Regions from separate parts of the Homo sapiens genome. Here all the other regions are linked to region 1. A link is a loop called in an ENCODE intact Hi-C map of the cell type or tissue named here. Cell type or tissue: ascending aorta. All regions are shown on one strand. Region 1 overlaps GRIA1 (glutamate ionotropic receptor AMPA type subunit 1). Region 2 has its middle 90 kb from the start of GRIA1. Region 3 holds the start of LINC01861 (long intergenic non-protein coding RNA 1861).

The links. A loop is a pair of places that touch in the nucleus more often than their neighbours do. Peaks named below come from ENCODE experiments on the same cell type or tissue, not always from the same donor. Only the 100,000 strongest peaks of a DNase experiment are listed, where the experiment ranks them.
Region 2: it touches region 1 in a loop (4-fold over the local background); 3 of 110 quality-filtered maps call a loop at or near these places.
Region 3: it touches region 1 in a loop (3-fold over the local background); 3 of 110 quality-filtered maps call a loop at or near these places.

Annotation. Positions count from the first base shown.
Region 1 is chr5:153,567,819-153,575,818 of GRCh38, forward strand. All of the region lies in intron 2 of GRIA1 (glutamate ionotropic receptor AMPA type subunit 1), which reads left to right. Among named protein-coding and RNA genes, the nearest start is that of GRIA1, 81 kb to the left of the region's middle. In ascending aorta, no CTCF peak of the experiment used is centred here; DNase peaks (open chromatin) are centred at 3,493 and 6,036; H3K27ac peaks cover 6,078 bases.
Region 2 is chr5:153,396,426-153,404,425 of GRCh38, forward strand. No RefSeq gene overlaps it. Among named protein-coding and RNA genes, the nearest start is that of GRIA1, 90 kb to the right of the region's middle. In ascending aorta, no CTCF peak of the experiment used is centred here; a DNase peak (open chromatin) is centred at 3,416; H3K27ac peaks cover 2,277 bases.
Region 3 is chr5:153,896,558-153,904,557 of GRCh38, forward strand. LINC01861 (long intergenic non-protein coding RNA 1861) reads right to left here and starts at 2,430. Exons shown (of 4, transcript NR_146729.1): 1 at 2,349-2,430; 2 at 1,630-1,803. In ascending aorta, no CTCF peak of the experiment used is centred here; a DNase peak (open chromatin) is centred at 4,674; H3K27ac peaks cover 7,072 bases.

The sequences.
Region 1 (8,000 bases):
TAAGGGAAAGAATAGTAGGAGATAAAAATAGAGAGGTAGGCTGGGGTCAGATTATGAAGGATCTAGTAGACAGTAATAAGAAATTTGGAATTATTCCGAGTACAGTATAATTGGAAGCCAGTAAGTCAGGGATAAATGGGTGCTCTCAAATATAGGAAATAAGCTGTAGATTTGGGGTTTTGTCCCACTTTATTTTATTTTGAGTTTTTGTGGGTTTTTGTTGTTGTTTTTGCTCAAGGATCCACAATCAGAGAGTGATAGAGCTAGGACTAAAACCCAAGTCTCCAGGCTAGTAAGCTATAGGTCTTTCTATTAAACACGGGTGACGAAGCAGTCTACATTTATTAACTGTAGGATTGCAATTGGCCGTTACTCTAACTGACCTTTCCCTGAATCCACCTTGTTTAAGAATTCCTAATATAGTACTTAGCATTTGGCATGAAAATCAAAGAAGATGAACTTTAGCAAGAAGCTAATCCAAATCTGCTTCACAGACCAGCAGCATCAGCATCACCTGGAAACTTGTTAGAAATGCAGAATCTCAGGCCCACCTCAAACCTACTGAATTAAAATCTGTGCCTTGATAGTCCCTAGTTAATTAGTATGCATGTTAAAGCTTGAGAAGCACTGATCTAGTTTATCAAAATATCATCAGAAACAGTCGAGTGATTCAAATGGTTTTTTTTAATGGGCTTTTACTGAGTCAGAAGACTAATGATGGTGTCATCATTAAGCTCTCATTATAACATCTTTTTTATTCCTTTCTTTCTTTGGCTCACAGCAATTCTTCACTCACAAAGTCCTATGTAGTCTTCCTTAATAACAGCATACATTCTTTCCTTTCATTTCTGCAGCCACCACCTTTGTCTTTACCCTCACTAATTTGTACCTAGCTTATTATAGCCATATCAAAATTTATGCCTTCCTCCCTTCATGCCCTTCATTGCCTAGAGCTCTCCGAATCTCAAACTTCATATGGCTTTTTCTTGTCTTCAGAGTAAAATTCACATTTCCAACTCTGACTTTGAAGGCCTTCTATATCAAAACTCCAAACACGTTTCCCAGAGAATCTGTTGTGTGTATGTCTTTAAGTCCATGTCTTTGTTCACACCCTGGAATGCCCTTTCCCATCCTTTCTACTGCCTTCAAGGCTCTGCTGAAATCCCACTTCCATCAGTGATGTCAAATCTACCCAGTTGCCTACCCAGGTTCTACGGCACTTGTTGCCTGTACCAATTATTTTTTGGTGGGGGGGTCTGATAGCATTATAATTTCAGGCACAAGCACAGGTCTTCATAACTAAATTGTAGTTCATGGAGAACAGAGGCCACATCTTTGTCTGCTCCCACTCTAATGCTTAGTAAGGCACTAAGCATGTAGTAGGTAATCAGTAAATATTTTGCCTTTGAATCTGAAGTTGTGGAGTAATGCCCAGATTTACAAGCACTTCGTTTCTACTAATTTATTTTCTCTAAGGGTCTATGCTACAGTTCAGCAATTGTGTAAACAGCATTGTTTATAAAGCCAGCCATGGGTAAGCAGTCTCAGATCAGCTGGGTGGTAGGCAATGGATGCAGTCCAGAATTTCAGGCCAAATAAAATTGTGAATCTTTATTTCAAGAACCACTGTATTCTGTGGGACCAAGCTCTGTTCCGGGTGTCAGAACAATAGGTATCCCTCCCTGCTGCTGAGCAGCTGTATGGGGCAAAAAGCCCCGATTGAGCCTGGCCCGCCTGAACCTGGGATAGCCCAGATATAAAATGATAATAACATTGACCTGAATTCTGTATTTTGTTACATTTTTGTGTTTGCTTAGTACTTCTTTCTTAAGGTTGTTGGCAAGAGCATCTGCTGGTAACTTGGCTCAGTGTGTTGTAGGTTTTTGTATATGGTTTGGGTTTCCTATTCCTGGGCATTGAACTATTAAGATTCCTGCAGATAGGCATAACTACTTACAGCCTTTTCTGTGTATATATTAGCTCTTACGGACCTCATAAACCTAAAGAGGTGCAGAGGAAAAGTGCCATCATTCTCATTTTACAACTGGGGAAGCAGAGGCCCAGAAAAGTGATCTAACTTTCCCAAGTTCACAAATGTGTTATCAGAGCTGCAACCAGAGCTAAGGTTGAGGCTTTATGAACCTTAGGTTACTATTCGGTTAATAGGCTCAGTGCAGCCTTACCTTACTAATTATTAAAAATAGACAACATTAGGATTTAAACCAGATGGTCTTTTCCTGTTGTTCACACTCTTACCCACTGTCAGCAATGGCCCATCAGATAATCCACACTGATTCATGAAAAGGCAAATATTTTCTGTTTCTGTTCTAAGCTAGGCTTGCCAAAACCGAGAGCAATATTCTCTATCCCCGAGATGCATTGCTTCAAGCACCTATCTACTTTCTCTGCAAAGTTATCCCTTTGGCAATGGTTCTTCAATTCTGATTATATCTGGGAGAGAAATAATAAACCTATTTAGATGCTAATTGGCTTTAACATCTCAGTGAGTCAACAGGCTCATGTATGTCCTACAAGAAGTCTCTCAAACCTGGATCATACAGCTATCAAACAGTGTTGCTCAGCCACCAACTTCAAAATGGCTCAATCCATTTGAGTTTACAAAGCATTCCATTTTATAGCAAAGGACATCTGTGCTAAGGATAGTGTCTTAAAGGCTAGGCTTTTGAGGTGGCAATTATTTTCTTGCTGAGGTTTCAGAATAGACAATTTTTTTTCCTACATTAAAACAGAGAAATGAAGAGTCTGAGTATTCTAGGAAGTTCATGGCATAATGGTAAGCAGATAAATTTCTGATATCCTTCTGAAAATTAACTTAGTAGCTTTGTGACCTCTGGCGCCTTATCTTCTCCAAGCCTCGGTTTTCTCATCTGTAAAATGGAAGTCATAATGGTACTTACAAGGCCAAAATGATGACTAAATGAGAGGATAAATTTAAAATATTTAGCTCAATGCCTGGCACATAGTAAGTGCTTCATAACAATTGAGTACTAGTATTACTATTATTTATTAATAATTCCTATAGTCAAATAGAATAAGGAGTCCCCCTTGTTCACTATAGATATTCAGAATGTCCTTCTCTCAGGCCTGAATGAGTAATTCCTTCTGGATTACTAATATCAAAAGTCCATTTGTATCTGATTGAGATGAGGAAAGAAATGCAGGATGGAGCAGGGAACCAGTCCTCACACTACATGGTTTACTCCAGCGATTCTCAACGTTAGCACTACCTATGTTTTGCACAGGGTTAGTCTTTGTTTTGGGGGGCTGTCCTGCACAATGGAGGATGTTCATCAGTATCCTTGGCCTCTATCCATTATAAGATGCCAGCAGCAAACCAACCTCCTCCAAGTTCTGATGACCAAAACTATATCCAGATATTTGCCGACTGGGGGCACTTGCCCCCAGTTGAGAGTCACTAATTACACAGTACATTTGTCCATGATGGGGACATGTAGGCTCACGGGGTAGCCAGTGACAGGCAGGCAGACAGGAGTGGGGAATTTTTTTTCTGTAAAGGCCCCAAGTAGCAAATATTTTAGGCACTGTCTGTCCCAACTACTAAACTCTGCCATGTAGCTTGAAAGCAGCCAAAGACAACACATAAATGAACATGTTCCAGCAAAACTATTTATGGGCCCTGAAATTTGAATTTCATATAATTTTCATGTGTCACTAAGTAATCTTTTTAAAATTTTTATTCAACCACCTAAAAATGTTAAAACTATACATGAGTCGTACAAAATCAGGTGGTGGGCTAGACTTGGCCCATGAGCCATAGTTTTCTGACCTTTGGACTAAGAAATACATGAAGCCGTAACTTCATATTTATCCCTAAGATAAACATGGGATAAATATGATACTTCTCCTAACACCATCAAATTTACATATAAATTTTAGAGAAAGCATATTATTTTATTAAAATGAGCATTGCTATATTTTGGAATAGGACCCAAGCCAAAATGAATTTTAGAGATAAAACATTATATTCCAAAGTTATATCTTGCTTCCCATGGGCTGTTGACCCATGCCTCAGGTCCCCAGAGGCCTTCATTTCCTGCCTTCATTTTCCCTTGCTTTTAGGCTACCTTGGTAGGAAAACTTAAGAAGTTGCCATGCCATTTTAAGTGAGAAACTAAGTCATATAAGAGCCTTTTAGACTTCCCATAACTGGTTACCCTTAGATAGTGTCCAATAAGGCACCTCAAAATATTCTAAGTGCTCTAGTGGTTGTCTAATATATTTCATCAGAGAATGGTTGTGTAATATACGATTGTTTAATCCAAGGTGGCTCCTATAAATCCTTTTTGAAATGTTCAAGTATCTCTGTCACACACTTGGGGTATGAGGTTTATTCACTTCCATTGTCAACTAAGCAGCATGTGTACCCCACAGCTTGATGAGTACCCAGAAAATCAGCAAATGGTGTGGGCCCTACTCTCAGGAAGCTGGAATCTGATGGTGATATTAGGACCTGCTCATATGAGATGACCCGCAAAGAGTACACCATCAAGAAAGGTGTTGTGGCAGAAGGAGAAGTGGAGTGGCAAGCGGGAGGCACATTTTCTAGCACCTCCTGTGCATTCATCCTGAAGGAGAGAGTTACTTTACCTTTAGATAAGTTTTTCTCTTCTGCCCAGAGTGCTTTTTTGAGACAGATTCTGAGACATCATCCAAGTTCAGCTGGGAAGAATGCCACAATTGATTAGAGCTGTCAGCCGTGGATGGGAGATCAGGGATTGGCTGGCAAAAGTGCCAGGGTGTTGACAGGCATAGTCTCAGTCATCTCCACAGTTCTTCCTGGCTGGAAATGCCTCTGGCTATATTACCCTTATTGCATGATTTCATGGTACTGATCAGATCCAAAGAAGGAGGATGATTGTGAGATGCAAAGCTCAGGGGACGACTACGCGGTGAAGGTGAGAGAATGCCCAGAGCTTTGAAGAGGCTGCTTCTTCTTCAAAGCTGTGTTCCAGCAGAGCACATTTTGTGCATACTTGAATTTTCATTGGCTCTAGGCTGAGCGCATTCTATTGTGGCGTTGGCATGGGAAGAGGGAGGCATGCGAGAAATATTGCATCTCTGCTATTCTCCTGGGCCCTTGTGAATGGGAATGTCTTCTTAATGAGCCTATCCCAGAGAGTCTGGCCTTTCAGATAAACAAATAAGCATCAGCAGGAGATGCTCACAAAAGGACTGGGCAAAATAGGGCCACGTTGAGTGACAACCCAAATAAAGGAGTCCTAAGAGGTCTGAAGCTGGTGGCTAATGAGCACATCTCCTCATTTGTGATTTCTTGGCCAGGACATGTATTGTTGAGGGTGCCAGGAAAGTCTGTCTTATTTTATACAGGAAGAAGCCTTTCTGGCCTTTGTCCTGGTACTGGCTTTTATATTTTATGTTGGGCTAGGGGCCTGCCTGGAGGACATTTACAAGGTGAGGAGAAATCTCAAGCTGATTTTAACCTAACACAATTTTCTTATCTTTCTAGTGATATATATCAGTTTTCTCACTTGGGAAATGGGAATAAAAATACAACTCACCTACTAGAATTGTTGGGATGATTAAGTCGGATGATTCTCAGAAAGCACTTCCCACAGTTTCCAATATGTAGTCAGCATCTGATACATGTTGGCTGCAATCATTATTAGTAACAGTATTATCATCATCATTTTGATATGTGGAAAGATACCAAAAGGAGTGTCCAGGGGTGAGGGATCTAGTTCCAATTCTGCTACCAGCTGGCTGTGAGATTTTAGGCAAGTCATCTCTCATGTCAACTGAGAGTGCTGGACGGGAGTTTTTATTCATTTTGTAAACATATTTGGAGGACCTACTAAGTGCCAGGCTCTATTTCCAGGGAGCAAATATATAAAGGTGAATAAGACACATTTTCTGTACTCAAGAGATCCCAAAGGTAATGGAGGAGACAGGTAACACATGTGACCACATAGCATGAGAATTGCTCTTACTGTGTGGCTGCATGCCAAATGCTCGTGAGGCCTGGCACGGAATTAGCAAGACTAAAGGCTCTGTCCCAGTCCAACCTTCTGTGAGTCTATAACTGAAGCATCCAAAGTATAAGCTGGGTGATTAGGGGAAGAAGAAGTCACCTAGCTGGCAAGGGGCCTAAAACTCAAGTCCCCTCCTTCTAGGACCAGAGTACTCACCAACTACCAAGCTGCCTTAAAATAAAAACATTCAAGAACAAGTGATGTGCAGAGAGGCAACACAGTGATAAGTAACTGGGGTCTGGAAATGGGAGACTTCAACTTCAATTTCAGCACTGTTATTTTGGTAGTTTAATGATTTAGAGTCAGTTGTTTAATCTCTTAGAGACTCAGTTACTTCATCAGCAAGGGTGTTACTATAGTAATACCTGCTAGACATTATTATTATATGGAGAGAGAGAGCTTGGTAAGCTGTGACATATACATTCTAGTTGGTGGTTGTTTCTGTTGTTATTATTAATAGTAACAACAATAAATATCCTGTTGTTTATTTTTTTGAAGTGTTCAGTGGCTGGTAACTGAATTAGAGTGCCTGGAGATATAGGTAAGGGTTTTTTGTTTTAATAATCATTATCTTTGTTCAAGAGAATAGGAAAAATATAAGCCTCTTTTTAACTTTAATGCAAAAAAGTCTTTATAGCTTGTGTGTGAAAAACAAGAGGAAGGGAGGAAGGGGAGGAAAGAGATTGTCTATTTCTACTTAAAGCTAATTAGAGAAGTAATTTTAGGTAAGAGTATTATGACCTGATTTCTGATTAATTTAAGTATTATTATACTGTTGTAATAGAAATCCCTGAAGTGCTTTATTGATTATCTGTTGGTAGAATGAAAGGGTAAGCAGCTGTAGTAAATAAAATTTTTGTCTGAGGCAAAGCAAAGGAGAAGTAATATAGGAGAAATTATTATAATAAAGATGGGAGTGAGAGAAGAAACCTGGGTTCTAGTTCTTTCAGATAGGTGACCTTGAACAAATCTCTTCCCTATACTTGGCCTCGGTTTCCCCATCGGAACAACCTAGGGCATACTCTAGATAATCCCTAAGGTCCCTTTCAGCCTTGACAAACTATGAGATTTCTACCTGTACAATACTGAAACAGTGATTAAGAGGGAGAGACACCCACAAAGAAAGAAATAGTTTGTGCTGTGCTCAAATGCCTGACTGATAAAAAAGAGAACAGACTCATAAAACCCACTAATTCAAATTAAATGGATAATTCTTGTTGATTTTGAGCTGGCAATCTCAGGCTTCTAAATCACAAGGAAACTCCATTTGATCCTGCAATGGTCTCTTGGTCTCTTTCTTAGCTCAGTAGTGCTAAGCACAGAGGTTTCATGGAAATCAAGAGAGAAAGAGAGAGAGAGAGAGAGAGAGAGCTGTTTAAAAAAAGAAGAACAATATACTTGGATGAACTAAAGAGTGGTCCTCATGAAAGCCTCATAATGTCCATTGCCTACCTGTTTAACCCTTTGTGGCCTGATTTTTGGTCCTCAACTGAAATCAAATTAGGTAGTCTTATGTAGGGAAATGAATAACTTGTACACTGTTGTTGTTTGCCATCTTTAGGACCACCAAAGGGTAACGAATTCAGCAGACCCACAATCCGGCACTTCAGGTTTTTGAAATTTACTCATGAAAATTTAGGAAGTCCTAAAGGCTGTGAAAAATCATTGAACTTCATTGGCAGGCAGGACCTTGCTTTCAAAACTCTATGAGGCTACAAATCAGAGATTGAAACCTAAAGAGGGAACAGGGCTTTCCCAGAGTCACCTGCCTTCCCAGGCAGAACTGGGACTCGAAGTCACAGCTAGACTAGAACTCCACTGATTCCAAATCCAGTATAACCAAGTCTCCTGTGGCCTTTCCCATGATCTGGACCCAAAGACTTTCTGATGTTCCCCAAAAGAGTTGTAGGTGCACTCTGTTCTCTGGTTCTTTGCAGTGTAATGGCAGAACTGAGGTTAGAATTCTCC
Region 2 (8,000 bases), 170 kb before region 1:
ACATGGCAAAACCCCATCTCTACTAAAAATACAAAAATTAGCTGAGCATGGTGGCAGGTACCTGTAATCCCAGCTACTCAGGAGGCTGAGGCAGGAGAATCGCTTGAACCTGGGAGGCAGACGTTGTAGTGAGCCAAGATAGCACCATTGCACTCCAACCTGGGTGACAGGATTGAAAACTCTGTCAAAAAACAAAACAAAACAAACAAACAAACAAAAAAACCAAAAAACCAAACCAAACCAAAACAAAAACAGTCTACTAATATAAGTTCCTTATATTTTGGTACCAGTGATGAAGTTCAGTAGATTAAAAACTACCTTAAATTTAAGTTATTGATTTAGCATTTGAGGAGTCAGTGGAGAAGATATAAACTTTACAAACTAAAGCTGGTGGCTTTTATTGTGCTATGTGATACCTCAGAAAGCAGACCAGCTGTTTTTTGCAGCAGCAGTTTGATATTGAAACCTCATTATATTTCTTCATCCCAAATCCAGTCGCCAATTCCTCTCTGTTGTGGCCTCTAATTGTCATTTAATGCAGTTCTTCTCCATCCTCACATCCAGCCTTTTACTATGTGATAAGCATGTCTCATGAATTTGAATTTATATGATTTTATGTTTTAAATACTGTTTAAAAACTGAAATGCCAGGTATATCACCTTCTGGTATATCATCAGAGATTTCCTTCAAGTTTGATATTAATCCATTCATCAAATTTGCAGAGACAATTTTTCAATTGTACTCAAAGGGAAATTGCCTTTAATTGCTCAGATAACTGAGTCTTTCTTACTGTTCACACATACACACACACACACACACACACACACACAAAATCATCTTAACATAGCTACATGTTAGTAAGGCATTCACGTTAGTTTTTTTTATGGTTTCAATACTAATCTTTAAACCAGGGTTCAGCAAACTATGGCCCATTAGCCAAATATGGCCCTTCTCTTTCTTTTTTTAAGTAAAGTTTTATTGGAACATAGCTATCCCCATTTGTTTATGTATTGTCTGTCTGTGGCTGCTTTTGTGCTACAATGGCAAAGTCGATTAGTTACCACAAAGATTACATGGCCACAAAGGATAAAGATTTACTGTCTGGCCCTATGCAGAAAATGTTCTCTAATCCCTGTTCTAAGTAAGTGTTTCCAATCTTTTTATTCATGATTGTTCCCACAAGGGACCTTTTGAGACTTTTTGTTTTGTTTTGTTTTTTTCATTACCCTGCCCTGTGAAATTTTAATGCCACAGATATACCAGATATCTGTGCATGTACCCTGTGTGTATTTGTTCTTTATACATAAAAATAATAAGATTTCTCATCCCCTAAAAACCAATTGTTGTGCCCTCAGAGGCACTATTACTGTTGTTGAGAATGCATTCTCTAGACCAGAATTTCTCAGTTTCAGCACTCTTGATATTTTGGGCCAAATAATTATTTATGGTAGAGGCTGTCCTGCGCATTGAAGGATGCTTAGCAACATCCCTGCCCTCTGCCCACCAAATGCAAGTAGCACTCCTCTACATAATCTGTGACAACCAAAATGCCTCCAGACAATGCTAAATGCCTCGGGATCAAGAGGGAGGCAAAATTTTCGCCAATGAGAATTAATGATATCATTAAAAAATGAAGGCTAACTTATATTACTACATCATAAACTTAATATGTTTTTCCTTGCAATATTTACCATTAACAGAAAGTATCTTTTCTCTTTGTTTATTACAACTTCATAACAGGGTCCAAAAACTACATCTTCAAATACCTTATTCTAAATCTCCCTCCAAAATTGACATTGTACTAATTGGCCAGAAGTTGATTCACTGTTCTTGCCTAACTCCAATAATCTATGACATTTTCTACTGTAACGAGGCTCCTCAAAAACTAGCCAGGAGTACAGTAATTCTATTTAACAGTTCCCTCAGTGTGCTTGTTCTAAGTCTGAAAATTTGAACTTTTTGAGAATAATTCTTACCATCTCTTTTATATATTGAGCTTTCTTTCTCCTCTAACAAAGACCATTCCACCATTTAATTTGTAAGAATTACTCTCATTGTCAGAAACCAAAAAAAAAAAAAAAAAAAAAGGAACTGGCTTTTTTAAAATCATCAAACACATGAAATCATTTTCTAGATTTTTTTGGCAATAAAAAAAATGTTTGTTGCCATTCAACCTCATCATATCACATAGAATTGTCTGGAAGACAAAATGACAGATAAGACACAATATGTTCCTGAGAGTGACAAGGGCATACTCGAGGTATTTTAGTGCCTTCCTTTGGAGTTGTCTAGAGGAACGACTGAGGATAGGCATGTCCAAAAAAGGAAAGACATGTTTAACTTTGGCTTTCTTGGTAGAATTATGTGTTTGTATCAAGGAACCATTTTAACCTAACTCTATCACATTTCTATGTAATTTGCTGGAACTTGGCTTTTACAAGGTAATAATCTAAAGGAAAAGTAAAATGATCCTGTAGAATTTCTTTAAGGTTTGGGAACAAGGACAAACATAAATAATTAGAAAAGCAATTGGAAGTCATTGCAAAGTCTGATAGGTACTACTGTGGGCCACTTGAAGCAGTCTTGGTTCTTTCAGCCGGTCTTTCAATCTATCAAGCAAAGCCTACGCTTAACATCATGACATTGGCACATTCTCAAAATTAAGTGAAATAGGGATTTTTCTTATGTTACCATCTATCCTGAACAATAGGAAATCTAAATGGCTTCATTTAAAAACCCTCATTACCTCTCTTTGTGATTTCTGAGTAAATCATAAAACCTTTGCTCCAGCCTTCTGAAGCCAGAAATAGATGTTTCATTAACTACATTGTTTGGTCATGTTTGAATGACCAAAATCACAGAGCAAGATTTCTGCATTGCGCTATGGTTGTACTGCTATATGGTTTGAGGTACTAGCCTCTGTGTGTTCCTGCTACTACATTTGTCTCCTACCTGGAACTATGGCTCTACTAACTTTATCTCTCACATGTTTTCTTTGCTTCCAAAAACCTTGTCTCTGTATCATAAGACTAAAATTAGCCCTGAACTCGGAGTTTAAATATTTGGGTTGTTATTCTAACTCTGCCACTCACCAGACCAGCTATGTAACTTTGGGTAAAACCCTTCTTTTTGCTGTGCCTAATTCTCCCCCAACACTACAAATACTATTTGATCATATAACAGAGAAGTTTACATAAGGCATGGTTGGATCCAGGGCCTCTAACAATATTGTCAGAACTCTGTGAGTCCATAAAAGGAAAGCTTTCCTCTGATAGGCTGTCTGCATGGTGGAGCCTAGCAGATGAAGGCTTATATTTTCCCAGGTTCAATCCTGGTAGAGAGAGAAAATATTCCATTTCACCATTTTCAGCACACATCCTAGGATTAAGCATCATTTCCTGTCTTGCATCATGTGCCTGGCCCTTAACAGCCACCGTGGCCAGGACAATGTGTTGATTTAACTATGGCTGAATTATTGCCGTCACTAAGACCCCAGAGATCATTAAAACAATATGATATGAGATGGAGAGATGGGAGAATTCTCCAAGAGGAAAATTAAGATGCTAATATAAAAGAAAGAAGAACATATACTTTGCTGGATACAAGAAGAGAGGTTACTGCAGATAGAAAGGCAGCTCTCTCTTTGGTGAAAATGTTGCTTTACAAACCAATATTTTAATCTCATTCCCACCTCTGCAGCTATCACTTGAGAACATTAGCCTCCCCTACCAATGCCTACTTTTGATCCTGCAGCAGATGCCTCAGCCTCAGAATTTTGAGACCCACTGCTGCAGGTCTTTCCCCAGGACTGTCTTGCTCTTAGAAGTCCATCAAGGGAGGAAATCATTCATGCATGAGAATTCATCCATGAGTAAGTAAATTATTGGCCCTCTAGAGTAGGGGCTTACAGCCCTGTTGTTCTATATTCTCATTTTTATCTATCATTATTGCAAATTAACATGTTGTAGAAATTATAAGAGTCATCAAAACACATTCCTAAAAACTGGGGACCAGAGGAACATTCTTTGGGGACTCCTGTTTAACTTTCCCCTTCTTTTATGTACCTTCCACTTTGCTATGTAGTCCTATCATCAAGTCCCTTCCATAAATCTACGGGAAACATCATCTCTAGCTTTTTAGCTTATTTTTAGGGTTTCTGTGACTCTGTCATGGACTCCTGGTGAGACTTCAGTGAGACTTTGGGCATGTGGCTTACTGCTATGGATCTCAGCTCCCTATTCTGAAAGAAAAAGAACATAAAACAGTGTGTACTTTCTCTTTCTGGTTTGCTATAAAAAAATTAAATGAGTTAGATATGCGAGCTGTTGAATGGTGATGTTACACTGGAAAAAGACTTTAGGGTCAGGAGATGTATGGGTATCATCTGTGGAGTTCTAGAGACAGAAACAATCCCTGATATTATTATTACATAGTCAAATGGTACAAAAATGATACTAAAGGTCAACTGGTACAAAAGGTCTTCTTTATCATATTCCAAATCACAATGTGTGAGCTACCACAGTCTGCTTGACCTTCTCCTAAGCCTGTTTCTCTTCCCAAGCCCAGTGTTAGTTCCCACCATGTCCCAGCACCATCCAGCATCTCGCTGTCCTGCACCACCAAATTAAACATCTCACCCAGGGCATTTGCCCAGGAAGGAGGTGTAGGCAGTTCCCTGTGTTCTGGATCACCAGAAGGTGGGGCAGGGCCATCTGCTCATGCACAAGGACAGCTGCATTCCCCATTGTGAGGCATAGGATGAATCATTGGCCAAAAAGCAAATTTTATTTCACTGGATGAAAAATTCACAGAGCTGCATAGTCTCATGAGGTTGTTTCGGGTGTAACTGTAGAAAGTAATGGAGCTCAAAAACTGTTATTGAGTTTTTGAATGACAATACTTTATATGGTTCAAAGAGAAACTTTATAGTAATATGTTATTTTACATATTTTACATAATAAAAATATATACATGCTGTCCTTCACTTAGCACAATTCCAATATACACAGATTTTAGTTGCCATAGTTTAGTTACATAATGCCAGTCTCCTATCAACGTGGTTTAGATTGCAATTACCACAGTATATTAACTATGGTTAACTGAATAGAGTACACACTTTGTTGCTAGCTCTTCAGTCCACAACTCACTGCATAAATAACAGATGGAGGTCATAATCAATAAGTGATCATGTCACCTCTTTCAAAATCTGTTGGTAATTGGTCACCATTTATCTGTTATTCACAGACAGCAAAGCATGTAGTTGTGTGTTGCCTTCATATCTCCCAGTAATAAACCCATATGAAACTTTACAAAATTGGATAATCAAAAGAGAAAATTGGCCAACACAGATGAAAGTGCAACAGTACTAGAAGAAAGGTAATATGTAAGAAGTGAAATTTGAATCAGACCATAATGGAGTTAAGAAATAGCTGAACATGGTAAGGTTGTCATTGCCATGACTCCAAATATACTACTAAAGGAACTTAGCAAAGGTGAAATTATTAAAATTAGTGAGAAAAGTGTGACAAAAAGGGTGAGTATATCCCAGAGAGGGTGATACCAGTAAAATGCTTCACGTTAGGAAAACTCTTAGAGATATTTCATGGCATTAAAAGAAAATTTAGGCCAAGCATGGTGGCTCACGCATATAATCCCAGCACTTTGGGAGGCCGAGGTGAGTGGATCACTTGAGATCAGGAGTTCAAGAGCAGCCTGGCTGACATGGTGAAACCCTGTCTCTACTAAAAATACAAAAATTAGCAGGGCTTGGTGGCAAGTGCCTGGGAGGCTGAGGCAGGGGAATCACTTGAACCTGGGAGGCGGAGGTTGCAGTGAGCCAAGATTGCGCCACTGCGCTCCAGCCTGGGCAACAGAAGGAGACTCTGTCTCAAATAAATAAATAACTAAAAAAGGAGAAAATTTACGAAGGAGGATGACAGTTCACCAAGGCACAGGGCATAGGAAACATGTCTGTTCTGTGTGGTAAGCTATACGACAAGCAGAAGGTGAACACTGTTCAAACTACGTTCTGTTTTGTTTTTTTAAACAAAGAAATGAAATACTTTAATCCTCAACATTTCTAGTATTTTAGAGTGTACCAAATAAATATTAGTTTTACTATTTTTTTTATTTCCTTACATATTTATAACCAACAGCAGGAGAGTTTTTAAAGTTTTGATGAAAAATTTTAAGGTCATGGGACAATCATAATTATTTCACTAATGATTAAGATTGCATTATGTGGTTACAGTTTGCACAGTCATTTTATGGTCCCACACTACCCTCTAAAGTGAAGACTGCATATTTTTATCTATTCCTTTTAAAAGAGAGGAATTAGGTGACATGAGTCACAAAGGAAGTATGCATTCTTATAGTGTCTACTGGTTATAAAATGTGATTCTGGGAGCTGTGAAAAAGAAGAAAAAATTAGATGTGGTTGTTACCCTCATGAACTTTGAGATCTCCTTTAAGAAGATGAGATTTTACATAAAGGAAACCTGTATGACATAAGGATAATTCACATAATAAATGCCCCCTTAACATAAACACTCAAAATAGGGATTGCTTTTTCTTATAGTAATAGATGAAGGAAAACATTTGGCCAGGAACTGATTTGAAATATGAAATTAAAATATAGAAAACAAAAAAACAAAAAAGAAATTTAAATATAAAACCATGTTTATTTTTCATTAATCAACATTTAATTTGAAATCGCAGCAATGTCTTAATTCATAGATGAATTAAGTATGAACTACATTATCTGTTGGCATAATTTTTCTTCAATTTTGTGGTAGGAAGATATACCACCCTTTGCTTTAGGCTGGATTCTTAAATCATGATTATGAAATAAGTAATTTTTACAAGAATATTTGATAGCTCATCAATTTTCTCAAGGACTTTTCTACATCTTTTGATATCCAAGTCCTTCTCACTTGAAGCTCCTAGGTTGTTGTGATAGTTATTAATTTCTTTTTCCTCTTTCACTAGTTTAATTCTGCCAGCTCCTCATTTGCCCACAGCTTAAAGATAGTTCAAGGAGCTATCCAACATCACTTTCACAGATATCACAAAGTCTTGTAATTTGCAAATTGACTTTGCAGCTGCTTTACATTTTGTTATAACTCTAAATTCTGATAATCAACAGAAATTTGTCATTTGAAGGTGATATTTTATGGTCTACATCAGAGTCAGCAAACTACAGCTCAAGAAACAAATCTGGCCCACTGCCTGTTTTTGTAAATAAAGTTTTATTGACACACAGCCATACATATTTATTTATATATTGTGTATGGCTGCATTCATACTACAACAGCAGAGTTGAATAGTTGTAACAGACCATAGGGCCCACAAAGGAAGCCCAAAATATTTACCATCTGACTTTTTGCAGAAAAAAATTTACCAATCCCTGGTCTGGATTGATGTTGGTTTTGAGTGAATAGAGATGGTTGCATGGACACAGATTTGATAAGAGTTCAATTAATTAGTAAAGATTCTGGGTTCATGATTTTTGTTCCCAGACTAACTCAAAGGTGAAAAAAAATACAGCAAATATTCTGCTAACTCTTAACAAAATCTAACTTTTTGAAATTTCTATTAATGAGACAAAGTGCTATAGTATTTTGGAGGAGAAAGAGCTCCCTTTGGCTGCTGAAGGAAGGTTCCCTTAGAGAGATAGTATGACTACAGGACTTCAAAGCATGTGTAGGATTAAGGGTCAGAATCTTCTCTAAAAAGAACAATATGGACGGTAATTTTCTGTAGTTACCAACAAATAATAATTAACCACCTTGCTGAGATGATGGTATAACCAGTAGAAGAGATAAATAAATAATGTGTCTGATTAAAACCTTCCTGACTTCTATTGAGTTAGAGAAGTTCCAGTAACAGGGACACAAGATCCATCAATGGTCATAGCAAAGTGTAATCAAGGCACCTGCCACCTGCCCCGCTCAATGTTTTAATAAAACCTCCAAGCCCCAGTGGAATTCAGTGTGGCTAGT
Region 3 (8,000 bases), 330 kb after region 1:
CTACCACTACAGTTACTAAGAGTGGTATCATTATTATAATAACATTTATTTTTATTACTACTTCTACTAGCTGTCAATAAGCAGCATATGGCCCTCTGAACCTTGCTTGGAAAGATGCCCATCTTTCAAAGCCTCTTTTGTATCATTAATCTATTGCTGTTTAATAAAGCACCTCAAACTTGATGGCCTAAAACAACCATCATTTATTTTGCTCATGAATCTGTAATTTAGGCAGGACCTAGGGGAATGGCTTACTTCTGCTATATATGGCATCAGCTGGGGTAGTTCATCTGAAGACTAGAGGATCTAGTTTCAAGATCACTCACTTACACTGCTTAAAAAAAATGGTGCTACCTCTTGGCTGGGAACTCAGCCAGGGATATTGGTTTCAGTTCCTCTTAATCAGTTGTTTGGGCTTCTAAACAGCATGGTGACTGAGTTGCAAGAGGGAGCTTCTCAATAAAATAAAAGAACATGGCATTTTTATGACTTAGCCTCAGAAGTCACATTATGTCCCTTCCTCTGTACTCTGTCTGTCCAGGCAATCACAAAGATGCACCCATGTTCAAGGGGAGGGGACACAGACCCTACCTCTTCATGTAGGAGTGTTAAGATTGTAGAAAAAACATGTGGGATGGAAAATATTTTTGCAGCCTTCTTTAGAAAATATAATCTGCCATACCTCTCAGGAAAGTCTTCCTGAATTCTTCACCCTCACCAGTTACATGACCTCCTTTGGTGTCCAACTTTCTTTTACCACTCACATTACCCTGAAATGTTCAGCACTGTCTTTCTGTTTTTCCAATATCCAAAATAAATGGCATGGAGATGGTGGCAGAAAAAGGAAATAGAGATGCTTTACAATTTGATCTTGCTATCACTGTTTGGACACAGACAGCTCTGGAATATAATTTTATTCATTTAGAACTTTTCAACCTCTCAATTTCCTCATCTATGAAACAAGGAATAATAGTGATGACACCTCAATGAATTTTTTGAGAAAATCATATTAAGCACATCTAACTTCATGAAGCACGTAACTTACATTAGTAAACCTGGCTTTTAAGAGTTAGCACAAAAATATTAGCTATTATGATACCACTAAGTTGGAATTTGCGACAATTCATACAGAAAATAGATTTTTCTTACCCTAAGAATGTCCTGTGTTGTAACTAGTGAAAATTAAAGGTGGAGAAAATGTCAGGGAATGAAGCAGAGAGGAAAGATATCTTAAATATTTATGGCACGGCTCTTTTAAGCCTTTCACATGGAGGAGGTGGGGCTTGTACGGCATCCTCTAAGCTGAGTCCATTTTGGAGAGGTAGTGGAAGTGGGGAAGAGCATGAATGAGTAGAGAAAACTGGGCCAGTGTGAAGGGTCTGAAGGAGTCGCATCAAGCAGAGAGTGCCCTGTCTCGCCCAGCCAGACGACACAAAGCAGAAGATGGCATTTCAGATGCCCTCCAGCTCAGCAAGTCTCTACTCCTCCATTCGCAGAGGTTCTTTGTCACAAAGAGAACCTCCTAAGCCACAAAAGGAACTTAATGGAAAGATGCTGGAATGTTCAAGAAAGGAGGTGGGCTGGCTCCAGGGGTCTAGGCAGCAGGGAAGGCTGTGTGGGCCTTCTTACCAGAACATTGCCATGGAATGGGATTTGGCTCCAGAGACCACTATGATCAGAGTCTTTCCACTCCAAGTTTCCAATTCCCAGTGTCTTACCCTGGGTTAATCAGCTATGGCAAGGGAAGCAGGATCCGACAGTATGGGAGTGGCTGCTGTTAGCTCATCCGACATAAAGAGACAACTGTAGAGAAAGAAAACGAGGCAGAATTGACACAGAGAGGCAGCAGTGGGCAGGGAGCCCTTACATAGTGAAGGTCCTGGCCAGGTCCTCCTCCTCCCTCTCCATTGTCACAAAAACTGCCCTGCACTGGGTGGCGCAATGGAGTTCCAGAGAATTTAATAAGCAAAATGTGTTTATTATTCATCTATCACGTGCCAGACAGTGTGTTTAGCACTACAGATACAGAAATGAATGGACACTCCATTTCACAGCACAGGAGTACTTAGTGGTTAAGAGCCCCCAACTGGGAATGACAAAGATCAGGGTTCAAATTCCAGTTCTACCCCTTATGCATTGTGTAAATTTGGCCCTGTCTCCTCAAGCTACAGTGAAGACTGGCTAATAATTGTGCCTACCTTACAGGTCATTATAGTTCATCACAAGGATTTAACAAGAGAAGGTAGACAGTCCTCATGAGATGCCTTACACCTAGCGAGCACTGCATATACTTGGCTGTAACTCCGACTGTAACAAAAAAAAAAAAAGGACTTCCCTGCCAACTTTACCTGTCAGTGCTAGAAGAGACTGTATATTCTTATTCCAGGGTATAGGCAGATGTCCTGCCCAGTGGGATCCAGCCCCACAAACATCAGAATCACCTAGGAAACCAGTCAACAATGCAGCCCCCAGCCTTGCTCCCAGATTGTCTGATTCAGGACATCAGGAGAAAGGTCTGGAATCTACATTTAAAGCTTCCCCTCACAATCTAAGTGATTTTAATACATAATTATTATGAGTACCAGTGTTCTAGACTAGAAAATCCTCTTACTTGAAGGCAAGGAAACTGACAATGATGGAAAGAAAACAATTCGACTTAAGATCTCACAATGAGAATTACTGGGCAAATTAGTTTTCTATTGTTGTGTAACAAATTACCACAGACTTAGTGGCTTAAAACAGTACGGTAAAACTATTTTTTCCTAGTTTCTGTAGATCAGAAGTCTAGGCATAAGATGGCTGAGCCCTCTGCTGTTTGGTCCCAAAAGGCTTAAATTAAGGTGTTGGGCTGCCATCCTTTCTACAGCTCAAGGATCCCCTTTCAAGCTCTCATGGTTGTACGCAGAATTCCATTTCTTGGGGTTATAGGACTAAGGGCTCTGTTTCATGCTGGCTATCAGCCAGGGGTCACTCTTAACTCCTAGAGGCACTCTCCGGCCTTTCCATGTGGCCCCCTCCATCTCTAAAAGCCAGCAATGGAGAATCTTCTCACATTGAATCCTCCCCATGCTTTGAATCTCTCACTTTTCCCATCTTTAACCTCTAGTCTCAGATGTAAAGGGCCGATATGTAGTTAGGTGAGGCCCAACCATTTGATTAACTCAAAGTCAACCAGTTACTACCCTTTATAACAGCTACACAATTGCTGTATGCCATAACATAACCCTGGGAGTGACAGCCTGTGATAATCACAAGTTTTGCCTACATTCAAGGGAAGGAGGTTTTACAAGGGTGAGGGTCATGGGAGGTCATTTTAGAATTCTGCCTACTACACTGGGAATATAATCTAAAACTCAGACAAAACACAGCTTGTCAGTCATGCAGAAGTCACCACCCCTCACATTACAGCAATAGCTTCCTAACCTCTAAATCAACATTTGTACCTCCAAACCAAATAATACAAGAAAAGTTCATCGATGTAAAATGTAGCTTATAACTGTTATTTCAAGGCATTGTAAGCACATAGGTTGTCGATGTATTGAACAGGCACTTTCTTTGGTGTATCTCGGTGAAAAAATTGACAGTCGAGCTTACTCACCAACCCTTGCCTGTGTCCAACAAACACAACTGAAATGGAACTTAAACTGACCATCGTAACCAACCACTCACAAAATCAAGTGCTCAAACAGAAACAGATGGGAATGACAAAGGAACCTAACCTAGTACAGGTTGAGTTTATTTTGTCTGAAATGCTTAAGACCAGGAGCATTGCAAATTTTGGATTTTTTTAATTTTGAAATGTTCACATTATACTTACCAGTTTCCCTAATCTGAAAATGCTCCTGTGAACATATCCTTTGAGCATCATGTCAGAATTCCGTAAGTTTTGAATTTTGGAGCATTTCAGATTTCAGATTTTTGAAGTAAGGATACTCCATCTGTACCTCCTATGTACTTAGCACAATCTTTGTACATTATCTCATTTAAGAGTTAAGACAGTCTCATGAAATAGACATTATTATTCCTATTATAAATAAAGAAAATGAGATCTTTGGGAAAAAAAAATACAGGTAGCAAGAGGTAGTACCAGGATTAAACCTAGGTCAGGTCAGTCTAACTTCAAACTACATATTCTATCCACAGATCCAATATTAATAAATGTTGGTTATCTTCTCTATTACCTCAATCATACAATATATTTTTAAGACAAACAAAAAATCTCCACCAGCAAAACAAGACAGTGTCCCTCATGCAGTCTTAAAAAATAAGAACTACATTTTGTTCCTGCCCTAAGTAAAACTAAATCTTTCCAACAGTGTCAGATGTATTACTAATTACACAATTACATTATGCAGTCGTGCTTGTAATAAAATTCTTGGAGTGCTTTTAGCAAATTCAACTTTGGAGAAAATAACGACTTCCTTTAGAATTATTTACTAAATTAAGCAATTCTTTACTCAACATTGTTTTTAATAATTCAAGTACAGGATGTTTTATTATGAACATTTTCTAAAACAAGTTTAAAAATAATTCCATTCTTATGAGTATGAGCATGGTTGTTCCAAGAAGGTATTTTTAAAAAATATTTAATATTCCTGTTCTGCCAGACAGTGAAAGATTTTTCACATTTTCCATGATTATTTCAACTGGAATGCATCTCCCTCCTGCCCCCAGGGCTGACAGAGTTGGGGAAGAAAAGCCACAATTTCATTTATATCACTCAGCAGGTTACCACAGATGTTTGCAAGTTCTTTGGAGGAGGGGAAAATAAAGATGTCATGACAGAAGTTTTTCTCCCTTTTCCAAAGACAGTTAAAACTTTCCCCATCCCATGCGGTCTTCTGCAATGTGATTTTGCCCCCCCAATCCCCACCCACCCATCAGCAAGTGACATCTACTTGATCTCCTAGAATCTTGGTGGGCCTGTGACTACAAGGACCAGAAGAATATGGTAGAAGTGGTTTCAGTTCTGGAATCAACCCTCAACCAGTCAGGTGGCTTCTGCTTCCTTTTTTGGACCACTCAATTTTGCGATGCTCCCTCTGAGAAGCCAGCCAACATGCTGTGACATGCACAACCACACGGAGAGACCCTGTGGAGGCACTCTTGGCAACTGCCAGCTTCAACTGTCAGTCATGGGAGGCAACCATCTTGGATGCCCAGCCCAGTGGAGCCTTCAGGTGACTGCATCCCAGCCACCATCTGACTGCAACCTCACCAGCAAGCCCACAGGAGATCCACCTAGCTGAGCCCAATCAACCCACAGAAACATGAAAGAAGATAAATTGCGGCTTTGAGTCACTGAAATTTGGGGACATTTATTATGGAGCAATAGATAACCAGATACCCCTCTTCTAATTTGTCATGTATGTGAACCAGACCAGACCTGGCCACTAAGTGAGTAACTGTCTCCATGAAGGAACCATTAGAAATGTCCTGCTTTTCTTTGGGTCTCCATTTTCCCATCTGGGAAAAAAGAGGTAGGGCTAGATCAGCAGTCACAGTCTAGAGTCTATGATGGGTAGTCAATAGTTAGAAACAATATTTCTAAAAACCTGATGAAAGCCACACATTTACATGTGATGAAGCCACTCTGGCTAACTAAAAACCAAGTTTCCTTGTTTTGGGTTGAAATTACATCAACTCCGTGTATCAGCACTGTTCCTTCTGCTAGTCAGAAGCTGGTTAGCAGTCCCAGATGGCTTTGATAGCTAAAAATGAAATAAAGAATTAAATGCTGCTTAGTTCATGCAGTTTGTTCAGCATAGAAAAAAAAAATTTTTTAACATGAGCTTCTCAGCTGAGAAAGGAATCCTCAAGCAAAAAAAGATGGTAATGCCTGGGAAACATGACCTATAATAATGTTAATAGCTATCACATACTGACCACTTACTATCGACTAGGCCATATACTGTGCTGAGTGAGTCACAAGTAGTGGCTCATCTGATCCTTCAAATAACCCATGAGGTGAACACTATTTTTTTTTATTTGACATAGAAAAACTGAGGCACAGAGAGGCAAACTACCATGTGTAAAGCTATACAACTAGGAAACAACGGAAATGACAGAGCCAGGATTAAAACCCATCAGATTATAAAGCCTACATAGTACTACCTTTTAAAAGTATATATTTGTATCTAACTCAAATTAAATGTCCCCTAAAATTGTTCCTTCCACCTTTCCTCCTTATAAATAATATGTGTCGAGAAGACTGTTGGCGTTTGAATAGTAGTCCAGGCCTTGGTCATGGCATGAAGAAGTGAGACTGTGTGTTTCACAGGACTGGCCAACATCACTGGAGAATGAGCTCTCACACACTGCCTTATGGGGTACAAATTGGTAGCAACCCATTAGAAACTTGTCTCAACATTTAATAACTTTGAAGATGTGACTATACCATGTCCTAGCAATCTCATTCTTAGGTATATGCACCAGAAAACCTGATGCACATGTAGCAGTACTTACGTGGAAGTTTATCACAGCATGTTGGTTATAGCAAAAACTCAGAAACAACCTCAACATCCATCAACAAGAAAATTAAAAGTAACTGCAAATTATTGTCATTCAAGGAATTACCACATTTTAAAATGAATCAACTAGAAATGTATGTTTCAACATGGATGCATGTCAAAAACAATATTAAAAGAAAAAGGTAAATTGCAAAAAGATACAGTATGACTCCATTTCCATAAAGCTATACAATATGTAAATTTTATATTTGGTTTATACATGCATATATATGTAATAAATGTAAAAGCATTTGGGGAAGATCACAGTTAGCTCTGGGAATGGAGAAAGATGGGGAAAGCCACACAAGAGTCATTTTTATGTGCAATATTTTATTTCTCAAACTTGGTAAATTTTAAGTGTGTACTATATTGTCAGTTCATTTTGGATGCTTGAAAGATTTCATCATTTTCTTTAATTGTTCAGGAATGCAACTTTCATACCATATCCAAGCTTTTGGCCTTGAGAATCTTCTGCTCAGTCATTTCTTCCCTCCTTCTACATATTCTCCACAGTCTCCCTCACTCCACATCACTAATCTGGACCCCATGCTTTCTTTCAATCAAAAGATGTCATTTATTTAAAATTTAAAATCCAAACGACCCTGAAATGGTTTGCATTTTAAAAGAAGATTTAAGTAGAAAGGGCTTTCAAGACCTAAAGAAGTGACATTATAAGGGTGGAACAATTCTCATGGGGTCCTATGTGACATCTGCTCACATCCGTTCATTCTACAAATATTTATTGAGTACCTACCAAGTGCTAGGGGCTCGTAAGTTGCCACATTGCCCACCTCCAAGAGGAGGTAGCACCCTCTGCAGTTGTATTCTGTGAGCCCTGGTCCCAGGTTCTATGGGATATAACAATGACAAAAAAAGAGCCATGTGCTGTTCACATTAGCAACCACTCCAAATAGAATGAGACAATACACAGTAATTGATGAGCTCTGTCATCCAGCTGCCTCATTTTATTAAATGGGGAAACAGGCTCAGAGAGGAGGGCCAGAATTACCAAGTCACAGAGCACAGCAGAGATAAGGCCTAGGTCTCTGGACTCCAAGCCAGTGTCCATTTCTCTGTCCTATACTGCCTCTTTCTACACTCCATAAGGCTGTCCCTGAGTGGGGTAGAGAGAAGGAGTAAACAGATAAGAAGAAAAAAAGAAATACCTATTCTTCTCTCCCTGAAATAATGTCACTTCTCTCCCCACCTTTTCCTTTCTTCACTTCCCCTGCCTTTCAATCAGCAGGTACTAAAAGGCTACCATTGATTGCAATGATTTCACACTCTTGTTATGGATCCAGTGTTACCATTAATGCCCTGCTTGACAAACAAGCAGCAGTCCCCATTGCAGTAAGACTCAGCTAGGTGAACAGCCCTTCTGGGAGCTGACTGGGGAGATGGACAGAGCCACCCAGAATAGAGGAGAAAAATCCAGGCTGAGAACCAGCAGGCTTTATTCTCATTCCAGCTCTGCCACTCACGTGCTGGGTG